Linked DNA regions of Mus musculus: regions 1, 2, 3 and 4 are each linked to region 5. Evidence: chromatin loops called from intact Hi-C (ENCODE). Cell type or tissue: left cerebral cortex. All regions are shown on one strand. Links, peaks and the distances in the headings refer to the core of each region. The heading gives the core; the rest is flanking DNA.

What was found. Hi-C counts contacts between places; a loop is a spot of excess contacts. Peaks named below come from ENCODE experiments on the same cell type or tissue, not always from the same donor. Only the 100,000 strongest peaks of a DNase experiment are listed, where the experiment ranks them.
Region 1: a loop joins it to region 5, with 10 times the contacts of the local background. A loop is called at or near these places in 2 of 42 quality-filtered maps.
Region 2: a loop joins it to region 5, with 2.7 times the contacts of the local background. A loop is called at or near these places in 13 of 42 quality-filtered maps.
Region 3: a loop joins it to region 5, with 5 times the contacts of the local background. A loop is called at or near these places in 15 of 42 quality-filtered maps.
Region 4: a loop joins it to region 5, with 6 times the contacts of the local background. A loop is called at or near these places in 20 of 42 quality-filtered maps.

The regions. Positions count from the first base shown.
Region 1 is chr11:33,145,420-33,151,456 of GRCm38, forward strand. It overlaps Fgf18 (fibroblast growth factor 18), which reads right to left and starts at 1,981. Exons shown (of 5, transcript NM_008005.2): 1 at 1,823-1,981; 2 at 1,626-1,662. The coding sequence starts at 1,854. RefSeq lists promoters at 1,798-5,248, 1,798-2,741 and an enhancer at 2,556-2,586. In left cerebral cortex, for the core only: CTCF peaks have their summits at 2,058 and 3,142; DNase peaks (open chromatin) are centred at 917, 1,314, 1,845, 1,967 and 2 more places; H3K4me3 peaks cover 1,828 bases; H3K27ac peaks cover 224 bases.
Region 2 is chr11:32,297,028-32,303,064 of GRCm38, forward strand. It overlaps Hbq1a (hemoglobin, theta 1A), which reads left to right and starts at 3,042. Exons shown (of 3, transcript NM_175000.2): 1 at 3,042-3,185; 2 at 3,281-3,485; 3 at 3,592-3,846. The coding sequence starts at 3,091. The coding sequence ends at 3,729. It overlaps Hba-a2 (hemoglobin alpha, adult chain 2), which reads left to right. Exons shown (of 3, transcript NM_001083955.1): 3 at 53-283. The coding sequence ends at 181. In left cerebral cortex, for the core only: a CTCF peak has its summit at 3,023 (motif pointing left); a DNase peak (open chromatin) is centred at 3,007; H3K4me3 peaks cover 188 bases.
Region 3 is chr11:32,285,816-32,291,852 of GRCm38, forward strand. It overlaps Hbq1b (hemoglobin, theta 1B), which reads left to right and starts at 1,149. Exons shown (of 3, transcript NM_001033981.3): 1 at 1,149-1,292; 2 at 1,388-1,592; 3 at 1,699-2,097. The coding sequence starts at 1,198. The coding sequence ends at 1,827. In left cerebral cortex, for the core only: a CTCF peak has its summit at 1,139 (motif pointing left); a DNase peak (open chromatin) is centred at 1,131; H3K4me3 peaks cover 355 bases.
Region 4 is chr11:32,235,275-32,241,311 of GRCm38, forward strand. It overlaps Nprl3 (nitrogen permease regulator-like 3), which reads right to left. Exons shown (of 13, transcript NM_181569.3): 8 at 4,523-4,679; 9 at 2,026-2,132; 10 at 1,514-1,643. Among named protein-coding and RNA genes, the nearest start is that of Mpg, 12 kb to the left of the region's middle. In left cerebral cortex, for the core only: CTCF peaks have their summits at 1,949, 3,394 (motif pointing left) and 5,262; DNase peaks (open chromatin) are centred at 587, 1,968, 3,047, 3,338 and 1 more place; H3K27ac peaks cover 3,722 bases.
Region 5 is chr11:32,180,479-32,186,515 of GRCm38, forward strand. It overlaps the pseudogene Gm12109. Among named protein-coding and RNA genes, the nearest start is that of Il9r, 17 kb to the right of the region's middle. In left cerebral cortex, for the core only: a CTCF peak has its summit at 2,224 (motif pointing right); a DNase peak (open chromatin) is centred at 2,208.

The DNA.
Region 1 (6,037 bases), core at 638-5,637, 970 kb after region 5:
CGAGACCCAAAGGCTCCTTTCTGCCTCCACACCCATTTCCTCAGCTCCTGCCCAAGCTCAGCCCAGCCAGACAAGCAGAACCCCTGGAGTGACCCTGGAACCTGCCCTCTGCTTGGGAATTCAGCTGCAGACAGACTAGGCAGCCCATGCCTGGAACTGGCCTTTTCTTTAACATCCACCATTCCCCGACCCTGTCCCCCACCCCCTCACCACATAGGGTCACATCTGCTTTGGCAAACAGCCAGCGTTAAGTTACTGACTCCAGTTGTATTGATTCAAGAAGTCACTGGGGACCCCAGCCTGGCCAATAGAAGGAAAGAGCCATCAGTCTGTCCATCCATCTATCCTTTCAGCCCAGAGTCTCAACTGGTTTTGCACTGAGTTTCATGTCTGTCCCAAGGAACAGTGAAGATTGAACTAGGAACCACGGCCTCAGCTACACACACACACACACTTCCTTGTACCAGAAAACTGGGAGAACCACCTCTAGCTGGTGCACAGGGCTGTCTCCAGGCATCTCCAGAACTCAGAAGGCTACAACCAAGCATCTTCCCATTAGCCCTGCAAGGACACCTGCCTTTCACGGAGAGGGGGAGGGGACAGATAATCCTCTTTTGGCCTATGTCCAGTTTATTCTGGGTCCCCTCCCTTGTAGCTGTAGGTAGGTGGAGGTATTGGGCAGCTGGTGTTTCCTATTCTTATTGCCACCCCCCCCCACACACACACCCCGCCCCACACACACCATGCTGAGGCAGCCCTGGTCTGGTTCTAATCGGGGCTGAAGTCGACTCCCTACCCCCCCCCCCCTTTTCCTTCATTTCCACGGCTTTGGAAGCCAGAGCATTCCAACTGTCTGTGTGCCAAGACCTTCCCGAGTCTGAAAGCTGCTGAAGTAACAGATCAGATTTTAGCAAGTGCTTTCCAGGCTGAGCGCCAAGCCCTTTTCTGATTCACAGAGAGCGAACGGGGACCAGGCAGGGAACAAGCCCTGGGCTGCACCACCTTGGGCAAGGACATGTGGAGCAGAGCGCAGCAGGATGGGGAGAACTCTCTCTCTCTCTCTCTCTCTCTCTCTCTCTCTCTCTCTCTCTCTCTCTCTCCACACACACACACACACACACACACACACACACACACACACACACACAGAGTAATTTACAACTAAAGCTCTCTCTCTCTGGACTCAAAATCCACTTAGCTGAAAACAACCTTTTTGTCTGCAGGGACAAGCAAGCCGTAAAGGGACAGTTGGCATAAAAACCTCTAGGTCCCTACCTCGCCAGCTGTGGTCGGAGGTTGGAGTCCCACACATCACTCGGGCCAGAGTCAGCCCTCCGACTCTGAGAGATTTCCCTACCGAGGCTGACCGAGGCCGCGACAGTCTGCACTGGCTCAAGCAGTAGCTCCTAGCCCTTGGCCTGATACCGCCAGCGCAGGACGCGCGCGAAGCCGCCCTTCTGCGCCCTGGGAACAGGTGCACTGGGCTTGTTGCCCAGGAGGGGTGGGGCACCGAGAGGGGGCGCGGTCCCGGGAAGGGGGGTCGGCCAGCACCTCGAAGAAGAGCGCGCTGGGGTTGGCAGGGGGGTGGGGGAGAGACACGACTCGACTCTCAGGAGCCCACGTACCTGAACCTGGAAGCACAGCAGTAGAAAGTGTAAACACCTGCGGGAGAAAGAGGGAGAGGAGGTCAGTGAGATCCGAGGAAGGGGCACAGATAGACAGACAGACACGTAGCAGAAAGTCGGGCGGACAGACAGACAGAGCCACACACGCACAGGGACAGGCATCCAGGCAGGGTGGCCAGACCCGGGCGGGTGCTTACAGGCAAGTGCAGGCGGAGGGCGCTGAATACATCGCGGGGCGGGGGGGGAGGCGGCGGCTCCTAGCCCAGCCTGCACATGTCCGCTCCGCGCGGCCGGGACCGGGCGCCTCCGCCGCCGCCGCCGCCGCCGCCGCCGCTGCTGCTGCTCCCTCCTTGCCGGCTGCTTCTGCAGACTCTGCTGCTCCGGGGCGCTCCGCGGCGCGCCCTGCGGCATCAGCGCCCCGCGCGGCTCCTCCGGAGCGCTGCGCCCTCCGAGCCGGCGCGGGGGCTGTGGGGCGAACGCGGTGCGGGAGGAGCCCGGCCGGTGCGGGGAAGCTGGACTGAAGCGGGCGGACGGGAGGGCCGTCTGGACGTTCGCGAGACGCGGGCTGCGGGTTCAGTCCAGGGGCAGCATGCACGGCGGGTGCTGCGGCAGAGGCGCCGCAACCGGGACGCGAGGCTAGCGGGGCCGGGGTCAGCGCTCCGAGGCTGGGGCGCGCATCTGCAGTGCGAACGCGTCACGGCCGCTCCGTCTGGGCGCCCGCCGGCTCATGTCTCCTCCTCTGTGTCTCTCCGGCCGTGCGCATCGCCGCCTCCCACCGCTGGCGGCGGCCGGGGCGTTTTCTACGCGAGGGCGGCGAGGGGGCGGGGGGCCAGGGGCGGGTCCGGGCCCGCGCCGGCACAATGAGGATGCGGGGCCCGGGGGCTCCCCCCTCGGGGCGCGGCCGGACGGGCGCTCAGCGCGGCTGGGTGCGCCGCGCCCACATCAAAGCCGGCCCTGCCTGCTCGCCTGCCTGCCGCGGCCTCTCCGCTGCCTCCTCCTTCTGGCGGCTCAGGGTTGGAGGGGAGGCACTCAATACTGTCGGCAATGGGACTGGCCGTTCAGCATGGCAGAACCCACGAAGCTGGACCTGGTGAGCGCTGGAAGCCGTCGGAGCTCTCCGACACAAGGCTAATATTGGCCGAATGGAGCAGGCGGGGTTCCCAAAGAATGCTCACATTTGCTGTTCATATTCACATCCACTAGAGTTGGGAAGCAAGGGGAGGACAGACGAGGCCCGCCCGGTGGGGTGACTCAACTGAAAGGAGTCGTGTTTACCCTTACCCTTAGGCCACGCAAGATAGTGGCTTTTCCCAGACACACGCACCACCACCACAACCACCACCGTGGGATGACTACGCTAAGTAACGCCTTCTTCTGTTTTGCCGTAGGAGATGGCAAAGTCTCAGGGGCGTCTCTCTCCCTTCCCCCGCTCTGGGACTCTAAGGTCGGTTCTAGGGATTCCAGCTGCGTTCTCTAGTTAGGTGACCCGGGTTTTGGAAGCACACGGCTACCACCTAGCGGCTCAAAAATGTCGCTGTAACCTCGCCCCTGAATGGCTACATGCCTGGGAGTAGCCAGGACTCTGGTCAGCGCTCACTCCAGGTCCTCTTCAGTTCGCAATCTAAGCAGCTAGTTTTCCTGCCCTTGATCACCAACCCTGAACTTTTTCTGTCCTTCCATTAACCCCCAAATGTAGATATTGTTGTCAGAGGCCTGCCTCATTCTGTCTAGAGCCTGGGTCAGCCAAGTTCTGCTTTGGACTGATGCTAAAACAAACAGGTCACAGTGGGCAAGAAACTAGAGAACGAGCTCAAAATGCAAAACTCAGGAATTCGGATTATTTGATTTAAAGGCCTTGTGTCCGTAGCTGTGGTTGTTATTCCCCGTTCGCTGGAGCAAAGTGAAGAAGGTGCTGCTCGGTGGTGTTATTTCTCAAGTTATAGAAACATAGTATTTGTTCCAAGGACCAGACCTCCCTGTAAGCGACTTTCAGTTCTTTTTCAAAGTTGAGGCTAAGGGGGCAGTATTAAAAACAAATCCTGAAAACCTTTGCGAAATCGAGTTGTTGAGAGAATTGTTGCATGAAAGGAAGTTGATTTTATGTTTATTGTCTGGGCTGCCTGAACTAGCCTTGCAAAGTTACTAGTAACTTCCTAAATTCTGGAACCAACCAACCAATAGAGTGAAATGACAAACCACAAATAGGGCTGAACCAAAAAGTGGTCTTGCTTTACAGACTGGCACACGTGTATCTGCTGACATGTTTCATGTATCTTCTGGCTAAAATTAATTTTTTCCTATCTGCACTTTATTAGTTTTTCATTACTTTTGAATACAATGGGTAACTATTGTCCCACCTACAGTGGTTTGATGACCTCAGTCATCACACAAGACAGTCCCAAAAATTTGGTGGTCTGAGGACATTAATTCAAGAATCAAAAGTTCTGGTGCTGGGGGGTGTAGCTTGGTAGACTCACAGTTCAATTCCCAACACCCACTAGAAAATGGATAGAAGCATTCAGCTCTATGTGATCCCAGCCACTCAGGTAGAAGCTGCAGATCAGCTCAGGCTTATGCTTGGGTTCAGCCAGCTAGTGGTCCACCTGGGTGCTACATAGGCCCTGTCTCAGAAAAGGGATAGGGGCTACTGAGCTGGCTCAGCAGTTGAGTATTTGAGTACCTGCACATGTGGCATAGTTAGTCCTAGACTTGAATGTTCTTCCTTGCCTGCCAAAAGACTTGAGCATACAATGAGATGGGGCACATTATAAAGACAAAGGCAAACTAATAGCTATAATCCCTATCTTTTCATATTTCTCAATTTTGTGTAGAAACCAACCTTTTCTTAGAGTTGAATCATCAAAACTCTGTTGAGTTCAGTCACTTAAATTAGGTCACTTTTCAATTACACCCTGAAGCCCAGTTAAGCGTTAATATACATATTGAATGACTTTTGAAATGTTCAAAATGGCACTAAGTGCTAACTTGAAACTCACTCCACTGCTGTTTGTGGTCCTATTATGTTGCCAGTCCTGAGACAAGATACGCCCCCCCCCCCAAAAAAAAAACAGTGGGGGGATGGCAATAAGATGTGTTCATAGGATTCAACTTTAGCCCATGTTAAGACAGGAAATAATCTAACCAAGTTGTTCTTTGACTTCCACATGTAGATTTTAACTCATGTGTGTACACACACCCCACATGCACACTAAATCTCCAGATTATCAAGAGCAATGAAGAGATACTAGACCTTTTTTTATCCAGTGTTCTGAAGAATACAAAGTTAACGGCAGATAGTCCAAAGAACTTGGCAACATGAAGCTAAGACCAAAGGTAGGAATATTTCATGTGTGTGGGAGACAAGTGAGAAAGTTTCTGGGTGACAGGCATTACCAGGGACAGTAGTGAAGAACAGGCAGGCAGGCCTTAGTAAGGAACCAGGTAGCCAACAACATTCTTTCTTAAAGGTTTACATTCATTTTAATGCATCAATTTTGACAAATCACAATCACCTCTTAATCTCCCTCTACAGTGCTCCACAGGACTCTTGCCCCTTCCAGTGAATCCAGTGAGTCACCTGCTGCTACTAGACATGCTTGACCACTAAAACAGGTACTTGGCCAGGTATAGTGGCATGCACATCATCTCAGCACTGGGCAAGCTGAGGTAGGAAAATTTGAATTCCAGGTCAGCCTGGTCTACAAATTCAGGACAGCCAGGGTTATTACATGGAGAATAATCTCACCACCAACAACAAAAACAAACCAGGTACTTCTAACTGAACCAGCAAATTTTAAAGTCTCTAAGACTCAACTATTCTACTGGTTGATAGCCTGCAATTTTAACCTATTCCCAGAATCCAAACCCCACTAAGTCCCAAACCTAAAAAAAAACTTGATTCCTTAAGCCAAATCAAGGTACTTGCATGTTTTGACAACACCACATAAAGCTACTCTTGTTCAGTTTGCATAACTTCTCTGCCTGTGCTCCAGCAAAAACTGCTTTAACTGAGCTCTGTAGTTCTTGCACAAGTAGTTTACACCAACAGCTTGCACTGCAGACAGAAATTACAGTTCAGTCACAAGTGGGCTACCTAGCAAAGCTTAATAAGCTTTGAGATACTGGGCAGTGGTGGCCTTTAATCCCAGCACTTGGGAGGCAGAGGCAGGCAGGTTTCTGAGGCCAGCCTGGTCTACAAAGTGAGTTCCAGGATAGCCAGGGCTAGAGAAACCGTCTTGAAAGATCCAAAAAAAAAAAAAAAAAAAAAAAACTGACATGTATTTTGCCTTTTCATAACCAAGCAGTTGTTTCATACTTCCCACTTATATGTAAACATTTTTCACAAGTTAGCAAGCAGGCAGGACCATCTTGTATAGAACAGGACTAGTCTTGGTTAAAGTGGTGTTCCCTCC
Region 2 (6,037 bases), core at 322-5,321, 120 kb after region 5:
TGGTCCCAGGAAGGGGAGCAGAGGCATCAGGGTGTCCACTTTGTCTCCGCAGCTCCTGAGCCACTGCCTGCTGGTGACCTTGGCTAGCCACCACCCTGCCGATTTCACCCCCGCGGTGCATGCCTCTCTGGATAAATTCCTTGCCTCTGTGAGCACCGTGCTGACCTCCAAGTACCGTTAAGCTGCCTTCTGCGGGGCTTGCCTTCTGGCCATGCCCTTCTTCTCTCCCTTGCACCTGTACCTCTTGGTCTTTGAATAAAGCCTGAGTAGGAAGAAGCCTGCATGCCTGGTTCTCTGCGTCTGCAAAGGTGTCATGTTTAGTGTGGGGACGCTTCTAGCTCATTTAGCCATGGGGCAGTAAAGACAAGGTTCAGAGCAAAAAGCATAATTGGATGCCTACACACACACATATGTCTTCTGAGTCTGGGCAGCAGTCCCTCCCAAGCCCTCCACTGACAGCCATGTGTCTTCTCCTTGAGCCAAAGAAGCCAAAGATCGTCTTTGGAGGGTCCTTATCACAGGCCCTCTCAGGGAGTGAACTCCTTAATGTCGCTGGTACTCCAGTGTGGGATCTACTAGAAAAACAGTGAAAAATAGACATCACATGAGCATGTGGGTAGGCAATGGGTAACTCATATAAAAATGCCTGCTCTTGTCCTCTTTCTTCCTTCCTTCCTTTCATCCTTCCTTCCTTCCTCCCTCCCTCCCTCCCTCCCTCCCTCCCTCCCTCCCTCTCTCTCTCTCTCTCTCTCTCTCTCTTTCTTTCTTTCTTTCTTTCTTTCTTTCTCCTTTCTTTCTTTCTTTCTTTCTCCTTTCTCTCTTTCTTTCTTCTCTTCTCTCTCTCTCTCTCTCTCTCTCTCTCTCTGTCTCTCTCTCTCTCTCTCTTTCTTCCATTTTTTCTTTCAGATAAGGCTTCATGTAGCACAGTCTGGCCTCAAAAACTTTTATATAGATAAGGATGCCCTGAAACTCTTGATCCTCTTGTTTCTACCCCATGAGTGCTGGGTTTTTGATATGTGCCTTCATGTCCAGTTTATGCATTGCTTGGGAACTGAACTAAGGCTAGTATATGTACTTACATACATACATACATACATACATACACAAGCATTCTACTAACTGAGGTACATTTGTACCCCTACATGAGAATATTCTTCAGCTATTTAGAGCAAAGTGTAAATTTTTTATACAATGTGTCTGATCCTTAAAAAAAAAAAAGTCAAGTGGAAGAAACCAACAGAACAAATGTCACACAGTGCATAGCTTCATGTTTGTAAAATATCAAAACTGGGGGAATCTGTAGCGACAGTATGTAGCCTCCTGGTTGACAGAGCCTTTTGGTGGAGGTTGGATGGTTACAGGTAGTGGGCTAGAGGTTTTATTTCAGTTAGTAAAAGTTCTGAAAATGCATAGTAGTGAAGACTGCACAAGCTTGTGGATGAAGGTGATGTCATTGAGGTGTACAAATCCAGGATTGCTATAATGCACAGGGCTTTGTTCCACATAGTTCTAGTTCCAGAACTTGGGAGCCTGAACATAGTCACACACACACACACACAAGAATAGAATCTTTTTAAAAAATACTTATTTATTTATTACATGTAAGTACACTGTAGCTGTCTTTAGACACCCCAGAAGAGGGCATCAGATATCATTGCAGATGATTGTGAGCCACCATGTGGTTGCTTGGATTTGAACTCATGACCTTTGAAAGAACAGTCAGTGCTCTTAACCAATGAGCCATCTCTCCAGCTCTCCCTCCCCCTTTTTAAAGAACAGAATCTTTAGTGTACTGATGTTATACTCACCAAGAGTGTTTCGTAGATTCTTGCTGTCATCACTGAAATATATAATACGCACTCTTAAGTTCATTGTCCCAAAAGGAATTTTCCCTATGACCCAGGCATATAATATTTTTCATCTACTTAATTCTCACAGCTCTGATAAGAATATATTTTTGAAACAGACTTAGATTTTATTTATTTGAAGAATTATTTATTCATTTTAACTATGTAAGTACACTGTAGCAGTTTTCAGACAAACCAGAAGAGGGCATCAGATAGTTTTGAGCCACCATGTAATTCTTGGTAATTGAACCCAGGACCTCTGGATGAGCAGTCCCATCTTCTTAACCACTGAGCCATCTCTCCAGCCCCCACAGTTGGAATGTATTAAAGGGGATTTTTATCTGAAGTGGTTTAGGCAGAGTCAGGGTCTCATTATGTAGCACTGCTGGCCTGGAGTTCCATATGTAGGCCAGGATGGTCCTGAACTCACAGACATCCTTTTACATCTGCCTCCAAGTGCTAAGATTAACCTGTACCTGTGCCACAAGACCCAGATTAAAAGGGATTTTTAATGTAGATTTAAATTTCCTTCATTTTATTTCACACGTGTGGGTGTTTGGGCTGCATGGATATCTGTGCATCTCTTGTATGACTGTGGAAGACAGAAGAGGGCTTGGATCTACCTGACCTGAATTTACAGGCAAATGTGAGCAGGCATGTTTGTGCTGTGAACCAAAGCCAGGTACTCTGGGAGAGCAGTTAGTACTCTCAACTGCTGAGCCATTTCTCCATCCCCTTTAAATGTAGATTTAACTATGATATTTAACGAAAGGAGACGTGCTCCGGGAGAGAGAGAGAGAGAGAGAGAGAGAGAGAGAGAGAGAGAGAGAGAGAGAGAGAGAGAGAGAGAGAGAGAGAGAGAGAGAGAGAGAGAGAAGACCAAGTATGGGTATGGGCTCCTGACAAGAGAATTACACTCAGTCCTTTTCAATAATGAATAAGAAAGGAAAATCTGTGAAGTTTCCGAAGGACTCGGGAAGCAGGACGAGCTGACAGTGCCATATGGACACTAAAATCCATTGTAATCGATAGTACATATTAGATGCCAATGTGCATGTAGTAAACACTTTAAAATGAAAGGCTTGGAGAGGGAGCCCAGGGAAACAGAGGGCTCAAAGCTGAACCAGAATCTGTGAACACCTAGGCATCCTGGAACGATGCAGCGCCCCCTGGCGGCCTCTTGTGTTTCAGGACATCTTTGAGCTCAGCCAGGGGGCAGAGCGCAAGGCTCAGTTCATTGAAGATGGCTCGGTCCCAGGATGATCAGTGGCTGGTCCTTGCGCTCTGGAAGAAGATGGGCAGCAATGTCGGAATCTACACGACCGAGGCCTTGGAGAGGTACGCCCTCGGGTTCATCTTCCAACGGACTGCGGGGCGAAGACGGGCTCTCTGTACCTCCGGGTCCGGCTGAGCCCAACCCTGTTTTCCTATAGGACCTTCGTGGCTTTCCCCTCCACCAAAACCTACTTCCCACACTTGGACCTGAGGCCAGGCTCTAGCCAGGTTAAAGCCCATGCCCAAAAGGTGGCCGATGCACTGACTCTCGCTACCCAGCACCTGGACGACCTGCCTGCTTCTCTGTCTGCTCTCAGTGATCTACATGCGCACAAGCTCTGTGTGGACCCTGCTAACTTCCAGGTGAGTCCTGTATTGAGCTCTCCCCGGGTTGCTGGAGATGTGGGTCCCTTCAAGGCTTGGTGTAGGGAAGAAATTAATGCAAGGCGGGGCGGTTCTCTTTCTTCAGTTCTTCAGCTGCTGTCTGCTGGTGACTCTCGCCAGGCACTATCCTGGAGACTTCAGCGGCGAAAAAGATGCATGTCTCCTTGGACACGTGTCTGGGTCATGTGACTTTTGCACTGGACTTCAAGTAATGCTGAATTGAGGAAGCAGGGCAGCTTATTCTCCAGTCATGCCCTTCCTAAAGCTTACAATGTTTGAGTAAACTTCCCCAGGGCTGCATTGCCTCTGTGCATGTGTGCCTGGTGTGTGATGCTGCTGTACATTTGAGCCTGGTGTGTCATGCCTCGGTGTATGTATGATAGGTGTTTGATAATGCTGTACATGTGTGCCTGATGTGTGATGCTGCTGTACATGTGTTCTTTGGTTGTGATGCCACTTTTTATTTATGATTAGTGTGTGATGCTTCTGTCCATGTATGCCTGGTGTGTGATGTGTCCGTACATGTGTATATGTGTGCCTGGTGTGTGATACCGCTGTACATGTGTACCTGATATATGATGCCACTGTACATGTGTAACTTGTATGTGATGCTTCTGTAATGTGTGCCTGGTGTGGTATGCCGCTGTACATGTGAATATGGTGTGTGATGCCAATTTACAGGTTTTCCTAGTTGTGATGTCACTGTATATGTGTGACTGGTGTGTGATGCTAATATACATGTGTGCTTGGCATGTAGTGCTATTGTACATGTGTGTCTGGTGTGTGTGGCTGCTGTACATGTGAGCCTGATGTATGATACTGCTGTACATGTGTTTATGGGGTTTTATGCCACTGTATAATATGACTGGTATATGATACCTCTATACATGTGTGCCTGGTGTGTGATGCCTTTGTACATGTGTGTCTGGTGTATGATGCTGCTGTACATGTTTTCTTGCAATTTGATGCCAGTGTATATTTATGATTGGTGGCTGATACCCTTGTGCACATGTACCTGGTGTGTGATTCCACTGTACAATTGTACATGTGTACATGTGCACCTCCTGTTTGATGCTGCTGTACATGTGTGCCTGGTGGGTGATGCCAATGTACTTGTGTGCCTGGTGTGTGATACTGCTGTACATGTGTTCTTGCCTTTGAATGCCACTGTACGTTTATGACTGGTGTGTGGTACCATTGTACATGTTTACCTGGAGTATGATGCTGCTGTACATGTGTACATATGTGCCTAGTGTGTGGTGCTGCTGTACATGTATACCTGGTGTGTGATGCCTCTGTATATGTATGACAGGTGTGTCCCCAAATGCCAAGGTCAGCACAGGTAAGTATAGGCTGATGGACAAGCTGAAGGAGAATATTGGGTTATACCACCTGATTCAGGCATAACCAGACTTTTCTTTGGGAACCATGGGTTGAATTCAAGTGAGGTCTTCTGCTGAGGTCTGAGATGGGTCTGTCCTAGCAATGCCACTAGGATGTTAAGAATGAAGGAGACCCATGGCTGGACCTTACTCAGGCATCCTATAGAAAGCATACACCAGCATTTACGGGTATCCAGGACCCTCATGAATCCGAATCTGACTCTACATCCTTCTACACATGAAGAGGGTTTACACCTGCTCTAGATGGCTCATCCTTTATCTGGCTCTTATCTACTCAATGCAAATGTGGAGGAGACAGTGGCCTGGGGTCTTTTAGGAACAACAGCAAGAAGCAGCCTGTTCAGGTTTGGCACAGACACAGTTATTTTTCTGGATACCTCTGATGCACAGATGGCTGAATCCATGAATTAGGAACTGAAGGACAATAGGCTGACATGCAGTGATGAAGAATGGAGCAACTGCCACCATAGAAAGAAGATGGGCCAGTCTGCGTCACTCCCATGGTGACTGTATTTCTGTGGCTGGAAAATGAAGGGGAGGCTGTACCAGGTGGGGTCCAGGGGAGGCCGTACGGGGTTTGTAGCAGAGACAGACATAGAGAGGGAATCCTCAGGAGGGAATGGAGGGTAGAGAGTCTAGACACAGGCCCTCTGGATACATGAGCGCTTTTGCAGCAGAGAGAACCATTGCAAGTATTTCTAAATTATTGTAGCAATAAAAAATTATTACAGTCTTTTAAAAAAAAACAATACAATACGGCACAATAACTGCTTATGGTGTAGAAGAAATTAGGGTGAGTGAGGTTCCATGAGAGTTCCCTGGGACACTATATTTTCTTCCTATCCTATCCCTGTGACATGGGCATCATTGTCCACCTGTAAAGCTTGGTGTAAGTAAGGCCAAGAGAGATGAAGCAGGCCAGTGCCCATGGCTCCACAGCCAGCAAGCACTGTAGCCCACTTGGAACCTACTTCATTCTGGCTGGAGAAGGTGTCTGGAGTTCCTGTTTTCTGTCACATCTTGCCCTGCTTTCCACAGGACTGAAGTCTTTCCCCTGTGAGGGGAAGCCACACAGCTGTTTTCTCCTGGCAGCTGTGAGGCTGGTCTCCAAGGAGTGAGTACTTGATT
Region 3 (6,037 bases), core at 373-5,372, 110 kb after region 5:
CACCGAGGGTGTCATCATTGCTGTCATTATTGAGATATATAATAGGCACTCTAAAGGTCATTGTCCCCAAAGGAATTTGCCCTATGATCCAGGCATATAATATTTTTCATCTACTTAATTCTCACAGCTCTGATAAGAATATATTTTTGAAACAGACTTAGATTTTATTTATTTGAAGAATTATTTATTCATTTTAACTATGTAAGTACACTGTAGCAGTTTTCAGACAAACCAGAAGAGGGCATCAGATAGTTTTGAGCCACATGTAATTCCTGGTAATTGAACCCAGGACCTCTGGATGAGCAGTCCCATCTTCTTAACCACTGAGCCATCTCTCCAGCCCCCACAGTTGGAATGTATTAAAGGGGATTTTTATCTGAAGTGGTTTAGGCAGAGTCAGGGTCTCATTATGTAGCACTGCTGGCCTGGAGTTCCATATGTAGGCCAGGATAGTCCTGAACTCACAGACATCCTTTTACATCTGCCTCCAAGTGCTAAGATTAACCTGTACCTGTGCCACAAGACCCAGATTGAAAGGGGTGTTTAATGTAGATTTAAATCTCTTTCATTTTATTTCACACGTGTGGGTGTTTGGGCTGCATGGATATCTGTGCATCTCTTGTATGACTGTGGAAGACAGAAGAGGGCTTGGATCTACCTGACCTGAATTTACAGGCAAATGTGAGCAGGCATGTTTGTGCTGTGAACCAAAGCCAGGTACTCTGGGAGAGCAGTTAGTGCTCTTAACTGCTGAGCCATCTGTCCATCCCCTTTAAATGCAGATTTAACTATGTTGATATTTAACGAAAGGAGACGTGTTCCAGGAGAAAAAAAAAAAAAAAGACCAAGTATGGGTACGGGCTCCTGACACTCAGTCCTTTTCAATAATGAATAAGAAAGGAAAACCTGTGAAGTTTCCGAACGACTCGGGAGGCAGGACGAGCCGACAGTGCCAAATGAACACTAAAATCCATTGTAATCGATAGTACATATTATATGCCAATGTGCATGCAGTAAACACTTTAAAATGTAAGGCGTGGAGGGGGAGCCCAGGGAAACAGAGGGCTCAAAGCTGAACCAGAATCTGTGAACACCTAGGCATCCTGGAACGATGCAGCGCCCCCTGGCGGCCTCTTGTGTTTCAGGACGTCTTTGAGCTCAGCCAGCGGGCAGAGCGCAAGGCTCAGTTCACTGAAGATGGCTCGGTCCCAGGATGATCAGTGGCTGGTCCTTGCGCTCTGGAAGAAGATGGGCAGCAATGTCGGAATCTACGCGACCGAGGCTTTGGAGAGGTACGCCCTCGGGCTCATCTTCCAACGGACTGCGGGGCGAAGACCGGCTCTCTGTACCTCCGGGTCCGGCTGAGCCCAACCCTGTTTTCCTACAGGACCTTCGTGGCTTTCCCCTCCACCAAAACCTACTTCCCACACTTGGACCTGAGGCCAGGCTCTAGCCAGGTTAAAGCCCATGCCCAAAAGGTGGCCGATGCACTGACTCTCGCTACCCAGCACCTGGACGACCTGCCTGCTTCTCTGTCTGCTCTCAGTGATCTACATGCGCACAAGCTCTGTGTGGACCCTGCTAACTTCCAGGTGAGTCCTGTATTGAGCTCACCCCGGGTTGCTGGAGATGTGGGTCCCTTCAAGGCTTGGTGTAGGGGAGAAATTAAGGCAAGGCGTGGCGGTTCTCTTTCTTCAGTTCTTCAGCCACTGTCTGCTGGTGACTCTCGCCAGGCACTATCCTGGAGACTTCAGCCCAGAGATGCATGCCTCCTTGGACAAGTTTCTGGGTCACGTGACTTCGGCACTGGTCTCCAAATATCGCTGAATTGGGGATACAGGGTTCTATAGTCTCCACCCATGCCCTTCCTAAAGCTCACAATGTTTGAGTAAACCTCCCCAGGGCTGCATTGTTGTCCTGGACGCAGAGGGGCACGAGAGAAATATACTCCCCGCGTCCAGTACTCCTAAACAAGGTTCCAAGAGACTGAAAGTACAGATAAGCTGGTGTCTCAGATCTCATATGGGAGGCAGCCATCCCTTGTTTGTATTGTTTTATTGTGTTTTTGCCTTTGAGATAAATTTCATGTTCTCATGTAACCCAGGCTGGTCTCTCAAATCCATACTAAAAAATAGGTTGGTTTTGAACTCCTGATCCTTCTGTTTCCACCCCTTTCTCCAAACCATCCCCCAATCCCCACCCACCTTGGTTTACCTACCATACCTGGCTCCAGAGTGGCTCTTTCTCTTTCTTTCTTTCTTTCTTTCTTTCTTTCTTTCTTTCTTTCTTTCTTTCTTTCTTTCTTTCTTTCTTTCTTTCTTCCTTCCTTCCTTCCTTTCTTTCTTTCTTTCTTTCTTTCTTTCTTTCGGTTTATTTATTTTATGTATATGAGTACACAGTCGCTGTCTTCAGACACACCAGAAAAAAGCATAAGATCTCATTACAGATGGCTGTGAGCCACCATGTGCTTGCTGGGAATTGAACTCAGGACCTCCAAAAGAGTAGTCAATGCTCTTAACCACTGAGCCATCTCTTCAACCTGGGTTCTTTTTATTTTTATTTGACCTTTTGTTTGTTTGTGTTCTGTGTTTGAGATGGGAAGGGGGGGGGGTCTCCTGTGTCAAAGTGCTCCAAGCTGCACAAATTGTAGCTAACTAGGAAAGAGACATGCCCACAGTGAATGAACTGGCTCTCGCTGCCTAGCGAGAACAGAGTAGAAAGGAAGGCTTTATAGACCACACTTCCAAAGGGTCATGGGTTGGGTGGTACCAGGAGTCCCACTGCAGCTGGAGGATCAGTCCTAGCACCTTCACATATTCTCAAGCAACAGAGGAAGCTCAGGGGTCTCCGCTGTTGGGTCCTATGACATCGAGGTACAAATCCATGCCTTTAGCCTTGGCCACATCAGTTACAGAACTGTGGCTTTGTCTCTCAGAAAGGTGATGGAAACTGAGGGCACAAGTCAGCATAAGTGACAATGTTCAAAACAATGGTGTGTGCCCCCCAGTCATCACCCTCTCCTGGGCTTCCACTCTGGTCATTCTCTAGACTCTGCTCAGATCCAGATGGGTTAGGCCTGGTCCTATTTGCAAGGCAGTCACCTGCCTGGATCCACATGGGATTCACAGTATTGATAATGCTGAATGAGGGTGTCAGTGGATGTCCAGGACACACTGGGCACTGTCCTAGAGACATTTAATCATTGAACTGCTGCCTGCCCAACCCTGCCATGCCCAGGGTATGTGTATTAGGGACTTCAGTGTCAGGAGGTCTGGAGTTAAAGCACTGTATGCCAGACTCAATATCTTAGAATAAGGTTTGTCTAGCACCAAAGCCTGTCGTGTAGAAAGGTGGCACTGGGCCCTCCAATCCTACCTTCAGTGGACTTCAGAGAAGGCAGGTAGTTTCTTCTGGCTGCTTAAGGTCTATCATATTCATGGCAAAAAAAAAAAAAAAAAAAAAAAAACTGATTTTTTTAACCTGCACATTGGCTACCTCTCAGGCTAAGGAACATGCCCTGAACATCCATTAGTCAGGCCTTCAGTTCTTTCTGGACATGAGGCAAACTGTCCGGTATGAGAAAGTAGAAGGAGCTGTGAGATCATCTCCTACTATGGCACATGCATGACAAACTTCTATGACATGGGAAAAACACTGACAGAGTGGACTCCCCCCCACCCGCCATCATTGAGCAGGCTTACATCCAATTAGGCAGCTGTTGGTTACTGCCAAGAATGAGTACCCCTACCCTCCCGCCCCCAGGCATATCTCGCCATGCTGGTCATTGCTCTGGTTCATAGCAGGGAGAGCTTTGTAGAACCATTGGTTGCACGCCTCCCTCGGCACTTTGCATAGCACCTTTCTGTACAATGAAGGCCAGTCGTCAGTGAGGAAGCCTTCAGGTCAGATCCAGCATGAGTCTTTTGAGTCCCATGTCCAAAGCGCAAGGTGTCTCCATCACTAAGGACTTCCCTTAACTCTCTGGGAGACAGAAAAACGGAAAAGCAAGAGCGCATGTTGTTTTTGGAGTCTCTCAGATTCCCTTGACCAGCAGCTCACAGGGGACTTCTCCTGCCTGCTACTGGGTATGTTTTAGACAGTTGTCCTGGTTAGGGTTCTATTGCTGTGATAAAACCTCATGACCAGAAGTGACTTGGGGTGGGGGAAGCATTTATTTAATCTTACAGCTGTAAATTAGAAAAGACACGAGAATTCAGGGCAAAACACAAGGCAGGAAGGAGCCTGACCGGGGAAATGAGATAGAGGTCTTGGGGAAGTACTGCTCCATGTCTTGTTTTTATGGCTTATTCACCAAATTTACTAAATAGGATTAACTGATGTTCCTAACACACAGTGGGGACTAGTAAGCACTACATTCACCCAAAGTCACCAAGAGTCCGAACTCATCTACAGATACAGTTCTATGTCGACAGCACAAACTTCGATGTAGATACTCACATAGAGTCAAACGTGCAGAAGAGGGGGTCGGAGAAAAGACTCAGCAGGAAGAGCATGTAATGCTTTTGCAGAGGGCCTGGGTTCAGTTCCCAGAACTGAACATCAGATGCTAATAACCACCTATGATGGCAGCTTCAAGTAGATTGATTGGGGACTGGAAAGATGGCTCAGTGGTCAAGAGCACTGTCTGCTCTTCCAGACACCCAGAGTTCAATTTCCAGCAACCACAGGTGGCTCACAACAATCTGTAATGGTGACCAATGTACTCTTCTAGTGTGTGTCTGATGACAGCTGCCGTTTACCCAAATGAATAATAAATAAATAAATCTTTTTAAAAAGGAGATTGATTGATTCCATGTTGTCTTCAGTACTCCACAGGCACCAGCATTCACACATGCACAGATGGACACTAAAACTGATGGGTAGTTCTTACAGTTATCTCTACTGATCTGGAACAAGCCATGTAGATAAGGCTGGCTTGAAATTCTTTCTATATATAATTATTTATTTATTTATTTATTTATTTATTTTGGTTTTTCGAGGCAGGGTTTCTCTGTGTAGACCTGGCTGTCCTGGAACTCACTTTGTAGACCAGGCTGGCCTCGAACTCAGAAATCCACCTGCCTCTGCCTCCCAAGTGCTGGGATTAAAGGCTTGCTCCACCACCGCCGGGCTTAATTTTATATTTTTTACCTGTATGGATGTTTTGCATGTTGTGTCCTTGCAGTCTAGAAGCTGGTGCTACAGACATAGACCCATTTCTGTACATAAGTTTAGAAGCTTGGTAACTTTGGATTAATACGTTAGATTCCCCTGGAGCTCAAGATGAGATGGTTATGAGTTGTCATGGGGGTTCTGGAAATCAAACCCAAGTCCTGTGGGAAAGCAGCCAGCGGTCCTAGGCTCTGAACCATCTCTGCAGCCCTGGCTGTCACACATTGTAAAACAAAACAGGGCAATGTGTGGTAGAATACGTCTTTAATCCAGCATCTTGAAGACAGAGGCTGGTGGATCTCTGTGAGTTCAAGACCACAGTATTCCACACAGTGAGTACTAAACCCAACAAGGGCTCTTGTTGAGGCCTTGCCTCAAAATTAAAATTAAAGAAATAAATAAACAAGGAAGGCTGGAGTGTTGCAGGGAAATCTGATGCCTCTGGCTTCTACTCTTCCACTGACAACTTCACAAAGGCATTGTGTGTGTGTGTGTGTGTGTGTGTGTGTGTGTAGTCCTGGCTGTCCTGGAACTCACTCTGTAGACCAGGCTGGCCTTGAACTCAGAAATTCGCCTGCTTCAGTCTCCCAAGTGCTGAGATTAAAGGCGCGCGCCACCACTGCCGGGCAGATAAAATCATCTTTAATTGTTTTATGTGTATGGATGTTTTGCCTGCTTGTGGCTGCACACCAAGTTTGTGCCTGGTGACCATAGAGGTCAGAAGAGTGTGTCAGGTCTCCAGGAACTGGAGTTATACATAGTTATGAGCCACCACTGTAGGTTCTGCAAACTGAATCCAGGTCCTCCACAAGAGCAGCAAGTGCTCTAAACAGCCATCCATACACAAAAACCAATACATACACAT
Region 4 (6,037 bases), core at 465-5,464, 55 kb after region 5:
GAGTCCTTGGCTCTACCTCAGAGTTTACTTCAAGAAGACAGGTGATTCCAACTGGAAACAGGAAGGGGACCTGCTGTTACTACATGAAGCCAATGGCTCTTCCTTATGAGCATTGGGCCACAGCAATGGAGCCCAGTGCCAGGTAGTACCCAGCACCAATGTTTAAGTATCTCTCAGGCACAGACACCAAGCAGCAAGGTGTGTGAACACAGAACCAGTGCTCACATCTTTGAGAGGCCCAGAAAAGCTGCTGCCCAGGTCACTCATGGAAGGGGGCTGGGTTACTGGGGAGGAAGTTATACATACTAATCATGGTCAAAACCAAATAGAATTCTAAAGAATTGAAGGTATTGTAACACAAAATGTAAAAAATAAAACACAAAAGCATTATAAGCATTAGACAGTATGTCTCTGGGATGTGGCAAACCAAACAGCTCTATCCCAGGCCCCTGACAAGGCCTGAAGCAGCTGCTCAGACACGGCCTGGAAGATCAGCCGTTATCCAGACAACTGGGAAGTTTCTGCTGGGATGGGAGCACTGCCAAGCCCTCCCCCCCAGAGAGCTGCCTGGGGGAGAGGAGGGAGGTGCAGAGGCAAAGTGCATCTTTCATCTTCCTGGCTCCCTTCCTGGAAACGAAGGGCTCAGTGAAAGGCAGCTTTAGAACTCTGGCACACTCAGCATGTAAATGAGCTAAAAACCCAGGATCTTATTCCCATTCACAATTTGAGAAGGGGAAGTATTTGATTTTGAGGACTGGTTTTGCCCAGTGTATCTGGCAGCTATTAAAGCAAATACTTTGCTTTTGAAGATAAACCATGGAGGTCACCCAGCTTGTCTCTGACACCTGTGCTCTTTCCCTAGCTTCCCTCGGAGCTCAAAGCACTTAACACAGGGAAGGGGCAAAGCTGCTCTGACTCCAAGTCACCATCTCACCATCTCTTGAGCATGGGGCAGTGAGAAGTGACTGACAGCCCACTGCAAATTCATCCCCCACACCTTGAGAAGCACCCCCACCACAACCAGCCTCTAATTGCCACCAGCCTTTGTCCTGACTCAGGGCCCCCATCCAAGACTCAACCCTAGCCTGACACTGTAGGTCTTCTTAGGAAAAGGACTCTAGGCCCAGCAACATAGGATTCCACACAAAGATCCCATGGTTCCTAAGCCCCCAGGGGAAGGGATACAGGAACTGAACTGCCTTGGAAAACAGGGCCCAGGCTTAGTGAGAGCAAAGCTGTCGGTACCTCCACCTGTGAGAAGCCCCTGCCCCAGAGGCAGCACAGGGAATCCTGCCAGCCCAGGAAAAGCTAATGCCCTTCTGACAAACATAAACCAGTCCCAGTCCTAGTCCTAAGGATGCCCATGGTGAGGAAGCCTGCAGTGCTTGCTAGTAAATCCCCCAAACCATGGCACAAAGGTAAACAATGCTAAGAGCCTTTGAATCAGGGGCCACTAGGCAGGCAGTTATACCCAGTCTACCTTGTAAGCTACACAGGGGCTCTAATGACTCACCTCCTGTGCAGGGGGAGCCAGAGGGCTCCTGAACTCCGATAAAGAAACAGGCAAGGAAAACTTGGCCAGGACAGATGGCAGGTCATGGGACGGGAACTGCCGGGAGAACTGTTCAGCTAGCGGGGAGTACCTGGGGCAGACAGCCATGGTCAGTGCCCTTCCCATACTCACAGCAACCATCTGGGTGAGCATAATGACAACAGAATATAGTATGGTGATGCAACAGGCCTTCAGATGGCAGAATTATACTGTCCCTTAAGACGTGGCAGGAACCACAGAACCCCTCTGATTTCAGCCAAGGAGAGATGGCTGTACCATGGGCAACACCAAACCAGACTGTGATCTGCATCTGAGCACGATATGGGCAGGCAGCATCAGGATATAGTGAGATCTGGCCTCATGGATTCAAAGCCACTGAGGCCTGGCCACTGGGGGCGCCATTCGCCATTAAAAGGTCCTGCTGGGCTTTTCTAGCTCCAGATTCCAGATTTTTGGCAGCCACTGGTACTTACAGACACACACTGGCATTGGGAGACATGACATAGACGTTGTTCTCACACAGTGGGTAGATGATGACAGCCTTGCCCCAGTATACCAGGTGAGCTGCCAACTGGAAGACCTGCAGACCAAGGAGAGATCGAAGGACTAAACTTGGAGACCACGGTTTTGCTAGGCAGTAGGCACATGAACACAGGGACACTGGAGTGCTTGGAGCATGGGCTGGACGGCTCCAGCAGAAGCACAGCATTCTCTTGTCCACAGACACCAGCACCATACTCCAAAGTCATAAAATATGGAGTCTCATCCTACCTGACCCTGCATACTCAAAGGCCCCTATGCACCCTGCTTTCCCCAGAGACCATCCTCCCATTCTGTTCTCCTGAGGTCTCAGATACCAGGAAATACACAAGATACCATAGCAAGTTCCAGGACAACCAGGGCTACAGAGCAATCCTGTCTCAAACAAACAAACAAACAAAAAAATCTTTCTCCATTAGCATCTGAGGGCTTAGATCACACAAGTGGGCCACAAGGCCCATCAAAGTGGCCTTGTATCATGTGTGACATTCACTCCTGAGGCAGGTGTTCCCCAAAGGTTCAGCCCCACCCTAGGATCACTGCTCCCCAGAGACATCTACAGGAAACAGCAGTCACAGAAAATAGTGAGGTGAGTTGCAGAGAATGGCCAGGGTGAGACCTCACAGGGTTTCACACGGGCATGCCAGCAGTAAACTCTGATTTAAATCAGGTTCAGCAGGGAGTTAGTTCGGAAGGAAACACCCTCCTCCCTGATCCCAGTCAAGACCTAGACAAGGAAATGGAAGAGACATCAAAGCTTTATCAAAGGACTGTGACAGTGAAGTCAGGCACAGTCCTAGCACAGATTCCTTCAAACAGCCTCTTAGTAAAGCCTTTCTAGACGTGGGGTAGGAAGTGAAAATAGCAGCCCAGACTCCTCAGAACAGCAGCACCGCCCCTCTCTGCGGGCGTTCAGGGACAGTGAGCACATTCAAACCTCTGTGTTTGATACTAGAGGGAAGCACAATGAGCTCCTTGCTGAATCTTGTCCAGCTTAGGATGCCAAGTTGAACTACACAGGCAGCATATGCTAGGTGCTCTCACAGAGCCTATGAAGAGTCAGAGATAGAGAAGGGATAAACTTATCCTGAAAAGAGAAAGGGTTTTGGAAAAAGCAGCCCAATGGGCCCACAAAGCAAAAACCTCCAGTGATGCCAACCCATTTCTCAGCCCCACACAGAGCCAGGAGGCCTAGCCAGAGGGACCTGAGAGGTGTCAGAGCTGTGGCCGCTTCATTCTACTGAGAAGGCTGGCCTTTGAGCAAACTGAGGTCCTGGGTAGGCCTCTGCTACCCTCTGGTGGCCTCAGGGTGCATAGCACTACCAGGTGAGGATACTGGCATTCATTCCCTGGGTCCTGCACCCACAGCCCTGGCACAGGTGACCCAGTCTACACTCCAGGCCCCTGAATCCAGCTTCTTCTGTGCTTTTCCTCCTCTACACTTCAGCTACAGGCCTTCTCTCTGAGCCCAAAGGGCTGCCACACACACTTGCCAAGGGGCTGTCTCTCCAGCTCTGCCACATGTCTTCCGCCACAAGAATGAGGGTATCTTGATGACTCCAGGGCTGGGTTGGATAAAAGGGGAGAAGGAGCAGAACAAAAGGGACCCATGTGGAGCGTACCTCACTTGGATCCTAGCCCCATGGCATCAGAGATGGAAAGAGGCAAACCCGCAGTCCTGCAGGGAAGGTTTGCTCTGAACATCTGATTGGACTTAGTTGTCCTCCAAAACAAGGCTGCATCTCTGCATGTCTCATCATTAAAGACATGTATTTTAGTAAAAACGAAAACAAGGGGGCTGGAGAGATGGCTCAGTGGTTAAGAGCACTGACTGCTCTTCCAGAGGTCCTGAGTTCAATTCCCAGCAAACACATGATAGCTCAAAACCATCTGTAAAGGGATCCAATGTCCTCTTCTGGTGCATCTGAAGACAATGACAGTGTGTTCACATACATAAAATAAATAAATCTTTAAAGAAAAAAATTTTTTAAAGGAGAGGTAGGAAAATGTGCAAAAAATAGAAGCCACACAGTAGGTTAAATTACCACTCAAGTCCTCGCTCTCACTTCCCACATGCTTGCTCATAGGCCAGTGTGAGCCTGTGCTGAGCTGGAAGATCCACCATGCACTACTACTTCCCAAGCTGCTCTCCAGGCCTTTGCTGGAGACACTTCTCTCCTTTCTCCCAAGGCTTGCCTCACCTCTGCTTAACAGAGAAAGACATCAGTCCCGTGGCTCTAAGTGTGACCAGATACCAGAACCCCAAGCCTCCTTACCCTCATCTGTGGCAGGACGTGTAGTATCTATTTGTCTGCTAGACATTAGGGACTCAGCATGGCAGGCAGTCTGCTTTCCTGATCCCCCATAGGCTGCCTCCCTAAATGTACCTAGAGGCCTCTTGTTCCCACTCCTCCAAGTGCCCAGGCCTACCTGCAGCAAGGCCAGATCGGCATCCTGGGCTAGCTGCTGCAGGTTCTTCACAGCAGACGTGGTCTTGATCACCCGCACCAGAGCCGGGGAGCAGTCAATGGGAAGCTCACTCAGCAGAGACTTCTCGTCACTGAGAAGTAGCAAGGCATGGTACGGGCTGAAGGACAGAGGCACATGTCAGCAAAACATAAAGAGCCACGGGGCCCTGTACCAAGTAAGCATGGAACACCAAGGCACAGCCAGAGTCCAGAGGCACTGGGCAGGAGAGGTTGAGGGAAAAATCAGAGAGAAAGCAGTTATGTGTCCAAGGGCTTTTTTTGTTTTGTTTGTTTGTTTTGTTTTTCGAGACAGGGTTTCTCTGTGTAGTCCTAGAACTCACTTTGTAGACCAGGCTGGCCTCAAACTCAGAAATCTGCCTGCCTCTGCCTCCCGAGTGCTGGGATTAAAGGCATGAACCACCACGTCCGGCTGTGTCCAAGGGCTTTTATATAATCTCAAGGGTGTGTGTGTGTGTGTGTGTGTGTGTGTGTCATTGACAGAGACAGAGAGACTGAAATTTGTATGTGGGGGAGGCTGTATGTGGGGGAAGACAGTGCATGAGCCTATGCATGTAAGTATGGAGGCCAGAGGTCAGCATCAGATTTCTTTATCACTCTCCACCTTTTTTTACACTTATTTATTTACATTTTGTATATACATGAGGTACACACATGCAGTTCTCTTCTTCTACCACATGGGCTCCAGGAATTGAACTCAGGTTCCATCAAGCCTGGCAGTGAGTGTCTTTACCTGCTGAACCAGCTTATGAATCTTTACTCTTATTTAGTTTTGTGACAGGGTTCTCTGTATAGCCGTGGCTGTCCTGGAACTCAGGGCCAGGCTGTAGACTAGGATGGCCTTGAACTCAGAGATCTTCCTACCTCTGCCTCCTAAGAGCTGGGATTAAGGGTGTGTGCCATGATGCCTAGCTCTTCACATTATTTTCTGAGATAGGACCTCTATTGAACCTGAAGCTTGCTATTTTGGCTGGACTTGTTGGGCACCAAGCCTTTGGGATCTGCCTGTCTCTGCCACCTCATACATATGTATATATGCATGCGCACACATATAGATAAATAACAAAAAGCATGGTGGCTGGCACATATTTTTAATTCCAACACCTGAGAGGCAAAGGCAGATGAATCTCTGACTTCAAGGCTAGCCTAGTGTACCTAGTAAGTTCCAGGACAGCCAGGAAGACAGTCTCTGTCTCATAGAGGGTGAGAGAGTAAGGGCATATGATAGTGTATGTATGTATATATGTATGCATGCATGCATGTAGTGATAAAGTGCTTGTCTAGCATGTGCAAAGCCCTAGGTTTAATCATTAGTACCATAAAAGATGGGGGAGGGGGGAAGTGTCTTTCTAAACACAGGAAAAACAAGATATTCCCCAGCTATGAACAGAACTACAGAAATATGTTCAGCCATTTGACGTGGAGCATAGATCTGGAACTGTAGGAGAACTGGGCAATG
Region 5 (6,037 bases), core at 301-5,300:
CACAAACATCATGACCAAGAAGCAAGTTGGGGAGGAAAGGGTTTATTCGGCTTACATTTCCATACTGCTGTTGATCACCAAAGGATGCAGGACTGGAACTCAAGCAGGTCAGAAAGCAGGAGCTGATGCAGAGGCCATGGAGGGATGTTCTTTTCTGGCTTGCTCAGCCTGCTCTCTTATAGAACCCAAGACAACCAGCCCAGAGATGGTCCCACCCACAAGGGGCCTTTCCCCCTTGATCACTAATTGAGAAAATGCCTTACAGTTGGATCTCATGGAGGCATTTCCTCAACTGAAGCTCCTTTCTCTGTGATAACTCCAGCTGTGTCAAGTTGACACAAAACTAGCCAATACAGGGGGTGAGGCTCAGTGGTTAAGAGCACTGGCTGCTCTTGCAGAGGACCCAGGCTTGATTCCCTCCTAAAACGTATTGAGTTTTACAGCTGCCCCACCCCCAAATTTAGACCAAAACAGAGAGCTTTTCAATAACAATGTCTTTGTTTTCTTTGTCAAGAAAGGGCTAGAAAGGGAGAAAATTTTCATACTAAAGAAAAAATTTGCATTTGCTGATATCTGTGTCACATAGATATTTTCCATTGTAAGAATCATGATTTAATTCATCAGATACATTGTTGTGTGACCTTTCATATGTGTGTAACATATGTGTCATGTGTTAACATTCCATTTATTTTAACCTGTCACACAAGAGCTGCATCCTCAAAACTTTTTATTATTTATGCCTACACAATCAGGACGACATCCTGGGCCCTCTTCCCTCTATAGAAACCTGTTGTGGATTGGATCTAAGGCTACTTGTGTTAATTCGGCTCCTAAAATTACACAGGAACCTGCATGTCTTCCTGTAAGACTCTAAGGGTCTCTGCCCCCAGTTGGCTTTGATTGGTAAATAAAGTTGCCAGTGGCCAGTGGCTGGGTAGGGAGACAGGACTTTCAGATTTGTGGACAAGGAACTGAGGAAGAAGGGGAATCGCCATTGCCAGGAGAGGAAGGAGGTCCAGGCCTGAGGAGTGTGGGACAGAGGGACAGAGGGACAGAGAGACTGCCAACATGTGAGCGTCGGGGATCAGGGCCTAGGAAGGCCACAGGCCTGGGGCTGGGGTAACAAAAATACAATATAGATTTTAGAAAGTAATAATTTAGAAGCATCAGAGGGGAGACATTAGCTGTGTGGAAGTTTGGGAGTGGCCCAGCCATTGAGCTATTTAAGGCATATTATAATATAAGGCTGTGTGTGTGTGTGCCTTTCATTCTAGAATCCTCAGAGCACTGGAGCAGGTAGCAAGGAGCACACACTGCCACAGGAGAGTAGAGTGGATTAATCAATTACTGCTCCAGAAACCTATTTAATGGGGATATACAGGATGAATTTTTATTTTCTTAAAGTGCCAGAAAAATTAAGTGTGTGTAACTCAATGGTTTTCAACCTTCCTAACGCTACAGTTCCGCATGTTGTGATGACCTCCCCAACCATAAAATTATTTCGTTTCTACTTCATAACTGTAATTTTGCTTCTGTTTTCAATCGTAGTGTAAATATCTGTGCTTTCCCATGGTCTTAGGTGACTCCTGTGGGCATTAAGACCCATGGGTTGAGAACCGCTGGTGTAGACAAGGCGCTATGGCCGCTGTGGGAGGCACAAGCCCGGGGTAGGTTTCCCCATCCTGATTGATCATCCCTAAACGCGCGTACACACGGACATTGAGTGTACTCAGTGGATTGTGTGTGACAGTAACACAGAAAAGGTCTTGGCTCTTAGAGGCGATTGTTGGGGAATGGAAGGAGATAGAGCAGTGAGGGAGGTGGGGTGGAAGTGATGTAACTACCGTGGACTCGTGTTTGAAGTTCCCAAAAATGTGCGTTTAAAGAATTAAGTTAACCAGGCAAGCACCCTCATTGTGAGCACAGCCAGAATGGCATCGAAGTTGGCAGGAAACATCTTTACATTTGTGCGCAGTTCTCTTCTAAAGAGCAGCCGGAGATTCCACTTCGCAGCTACTTCCTAGGAACAGAAATAGGGATGTGACGTGAAGTCAATGTCCTGGACTTGGGGACTGGGGGGGGGGGGAGCGGGGGGGGGGGAGGCTTGTTTCTATCCCTACAAGGCTGGGTCCCTGTAGGAGCTAGGAGAGGTTGGCAGCTTCCCAGCCAAGAGCTCAGATCTCTCCGCAGCGCCCAGGAGGCTGCATTACCACAGATGGACAGTAGAGGGAGACAGAGATCGTGAGTTGAAAATTAAAAGGCTGAACCCAGAGAAATTAGATAAATTAGAAGAGATAAGAGAAGACCCACCCATCCTCACCAAGAATTCATGAATTCCCCCAGAATCTCTTGCTTGGTTCGTAAATGGCTCCCCCTGCGTAAAAGACAGTAAAGACTGATATCTAAGCCCGTGATGTCCAAATATCAGCCAAAATTTATGCTATCAATATGCACACGAAGGATCCTGAGCTCAACAAAGCAAAAAAAAAAAAAAAAAAAACCCGTCCGGAAACTCACCCAAACACATTAATGTGACAAAACAGATAAGATACCTAAACAAATAAAAAGAATCACATTTGCCAGCCACAAAACCAATTCTGCTCTGACTGGTATTAAAAAAAACCAAACTCTTCTTTCACACTGAGTCAAGGGCAACTAGGGTTTACTTCTTTTAACTGTTAACAAAGCATATTCAAATATTAGATTAACAACTTTGGTTGAATACATATGACAAAATGATGTGGGTTTTTTTTTAAGATGTCTTTATTTCATGTGTATCTGCGTTTTCCCTGTATGTATGTCTGCCCACCACATGCAGCGCCCTTTGCCCACAGAGATCAGAAGAGATCAGAGCTTGTTCCTGAGTTGTGGACAGTTGTGAGCTGCTATGTGGGTGCTGAGAACCAAACCAGGGTCCTCTGCAAGAATAGCAAGTTCTTTTAACTGCTAAGCTGCCTCTCCAACCCCGTAACTTGATTTTTAGAGATTGCTTACCCCCTAAAATGAAGTTTTTATTGGATTTCATAAATGTCTCCAATTTTTTTTCAAGCACATTAGGTTATGTGTTACTTGGCAAAAATTCAAGATAACCACTCTCAGATGCATAAAAAATTTAAAATACATAGATCACATACCTAAACAAAATCACAAAACCTGTGCTGTTAATAAGAAATAAATGTTACAAAGATCCAAAAATAACTGCTGCTGCCTAGATCCAAAACTAAATTGAGAAATTCAAGATCAGTAGCTATCAACATAGGTGACTTGAAGCGTCAAAGCAGAGTAAGAGACGGGAACCCGACAGAGTATAAGTCTCAATCCAATATCAGCAAGTGGACATCTGTCCAAGTGTGGGCCTCCCTGTCTACTCACCTCAGCAGCATATGTACTAAAGCTGAAATGATGCGGAGATCCGCTTGTCTCCCGTGCAGATTCACGGAGCACTCCCTACTTTTTGAAAAGTCTGTATGAAAACCTATAATCTTGAAGCTCACGTAAAAAGATGTAATTAGGGGAGGTGGGAGAACCGGGACATGAAGGTCTGTTGGGGATGGGATACTCAGGGTTAAAGGTTTTCACGGGGAGAGTGTTGGGGGATGGGACAATGGAGGGCTAAGGGTCAGGCAGGCAAAGCTTGGACTCCCTTGTACTATGGAGTACAAGAACCAATGTCGAAATCTACACACTTGTAAGTTATTTCTTTTAATTTTTAATATTAAAAATGAGTTTGAACAGAGGTACCCTGCCTGGATGGACCATCGTGACCCTAGAAAACATTCATTATTGAGGGAAAATCTAAGTTGGGCACAGGATACCTCCCTAGCAGCCCTTGGGCAGGGAGACCCCAGAGGTACAAGAATCAACTCACACGCTATCGGCTATTGCCGTTGTTCTGGGGTGCACAATGGCAAACATCGGGCTTTTTTTTTTTTTTTTTTTTTTTTTTACATGACACAGAAAAATCAGTCTCAAACTTAGCAGGAAACCCTCCCTGCTGGATGCAGGCTGCAGGTAGGGAAAAGACAGCCATGCTCTTACCCAGTGTTGGACCCTGCATGCTGCAGAATCAGCCCCGTAAAACGTATATAAGATGCTGTGCTTCTTAATAAACTTGCTTGTGGGAACACCGGCTTGTGCAGGATCTCCTGATCCCAAACTTTCCTGTCCTCTTTATTTCTCAACCCCTGGCCCTCCCGCTACACCGGCCTCACCTGCCATTTGGTGTTTTCCCAGAGAAATCCCTGCTGGAATTGTGACTGCCTCGATCCTGAGTGGGTTTTGTGCAGGCAACCAAAGCTGCTGTGAGTGGAGGTGTACAATAGTGATACGAGACATATTCTATAAGTGAGAGGTTCCTGAGAGAGACAGCCAGGGTCTTCAGGGTTGCGGTCGTGATCAAGGCCGCGGGGATCGTGGAGGTAAAGCTGAAGACGAGGAGGTAGGTCTGGGCGGCTGGCCGGGTGGGCTACTTGCTCCCTGCACAGAGAGGCAGCCCTTTGGCTGGTGTCTTCCTTCAGTGGACCTCTGTCACCAAGCTGGGCCGCCTGGTTAAGGACATGAGATCAAGTCCTTGGAGGAAATCTACCTGTTCTCCCTGCCCATTAAGGAGTCTGAGATCATTGACTTCTTCCTGGGTGCATCCCTAAAGGATGAGGTTCTGAAAATCATGCCAGTGCAGAAGCAGACTCAAGCTGGCCAGTGGACCAGGTTCAAGGCATTCGTCGTTATTGGGGACTACAGTGGTCACGTTGGTCTTGGTGTTAAGTGCTCCAAGGAGGTTGCCGCTGTCATCCGAGGGGTCATCATCTTGGCCAAGCTTTCCATCGTCCCTATGCGGAGATGCTACTGGGGGAACAAGATTGGCAAGCCCCACACTGTTCCATGCAAGGTGACAGGCCGATGTGGCTCTGTGCTGGTGTGTCTCATCCCTGCCCCCAGAGGCACTGGCATGATTTTCCAGTCTCTGCTCCTGAGCCCAAGAAGCTCCTGGTGATGGCTGGTATAGATGACTGCTACACTTCAGCCAAGGCTGCTCTGCCACCCTGAGCAACTTTGCCAAGACCACATTTGATGCCACCTCCAAGACCTACAGCTACCTGAACCCTGACCTCTGGAAAGAGACTGTGTTCACCAAGTCTCCTTATCAGGAATTCACTGATCATCTAGTGAAAACCCACACCAGAGTCTCTGTTCAGAGGACCCAGGCTCCAGCTGTGGCTACCACAAAAATATTTTTATTTAAAAAAAAAGTAAATAAATAAATAAATAAAGTGATTTAAGTATGTGAAAGAAAGGAAGAAAGAGAGAAAGGAAGGAAGGAAGGAAGGAAGGAAGGAAGGAAGGAAGGAAGGAAGGAAGGAAGAAAGAAAGAAAGAAAGAAAGAAAGAAAGAAAGAAAGAAAGAAAGAAAGAAAGAAAGAAAGAGGAGGGAGAGAGAAAGAGAGAGGGGAGGGAGGAAGAGAGGGGGAGAGAGAGAGCAAGGAAAGAAAGAAAGAAAGAAAGAAAGAAAGAAAGAAAGAAAGAAAGAAAGAAAGAGAGAGAGAGAGAGAGAGAGAGGAGGGAAGGAAGGGAGGGAGGGAGGGAGGGAGGGAGGGAGGGACGGAGGAAGACAGTAAGAATGGAGAAGGCTTCAATCCAAATGGAGGAGTTACTGGCGGTGGATACTGTTGCAATGGGGAGAAGTCCTTGTTCTCTGTGGACCTTGCTACTGAGAGCCCCAAGCCCCAGGGGGTGGCCACACATTTGCATACATACAGTCAGCACTAAATGGACTCAGGGACACAGTCATAATAAATGCAAAGTAGAGTTATAAAGTTTGGAGAGAGATGGGTTGTGCGTTCCCTGGAACATTAGAGGTGGGTAGCAGGAAGTTGATATGATCTAAATACATTGTCTGAATATATGACAATTTCAAAGCATCAATAAAAATTTGTTTAATTATATTAATTCCAGAAGGAAGCGGGAAAAGGAGCCAGAAATTTAACAACAACAAAAAGCGGTTGAGGCCGGGCGGTGGTGGCGCACACCTTTAATCCCAG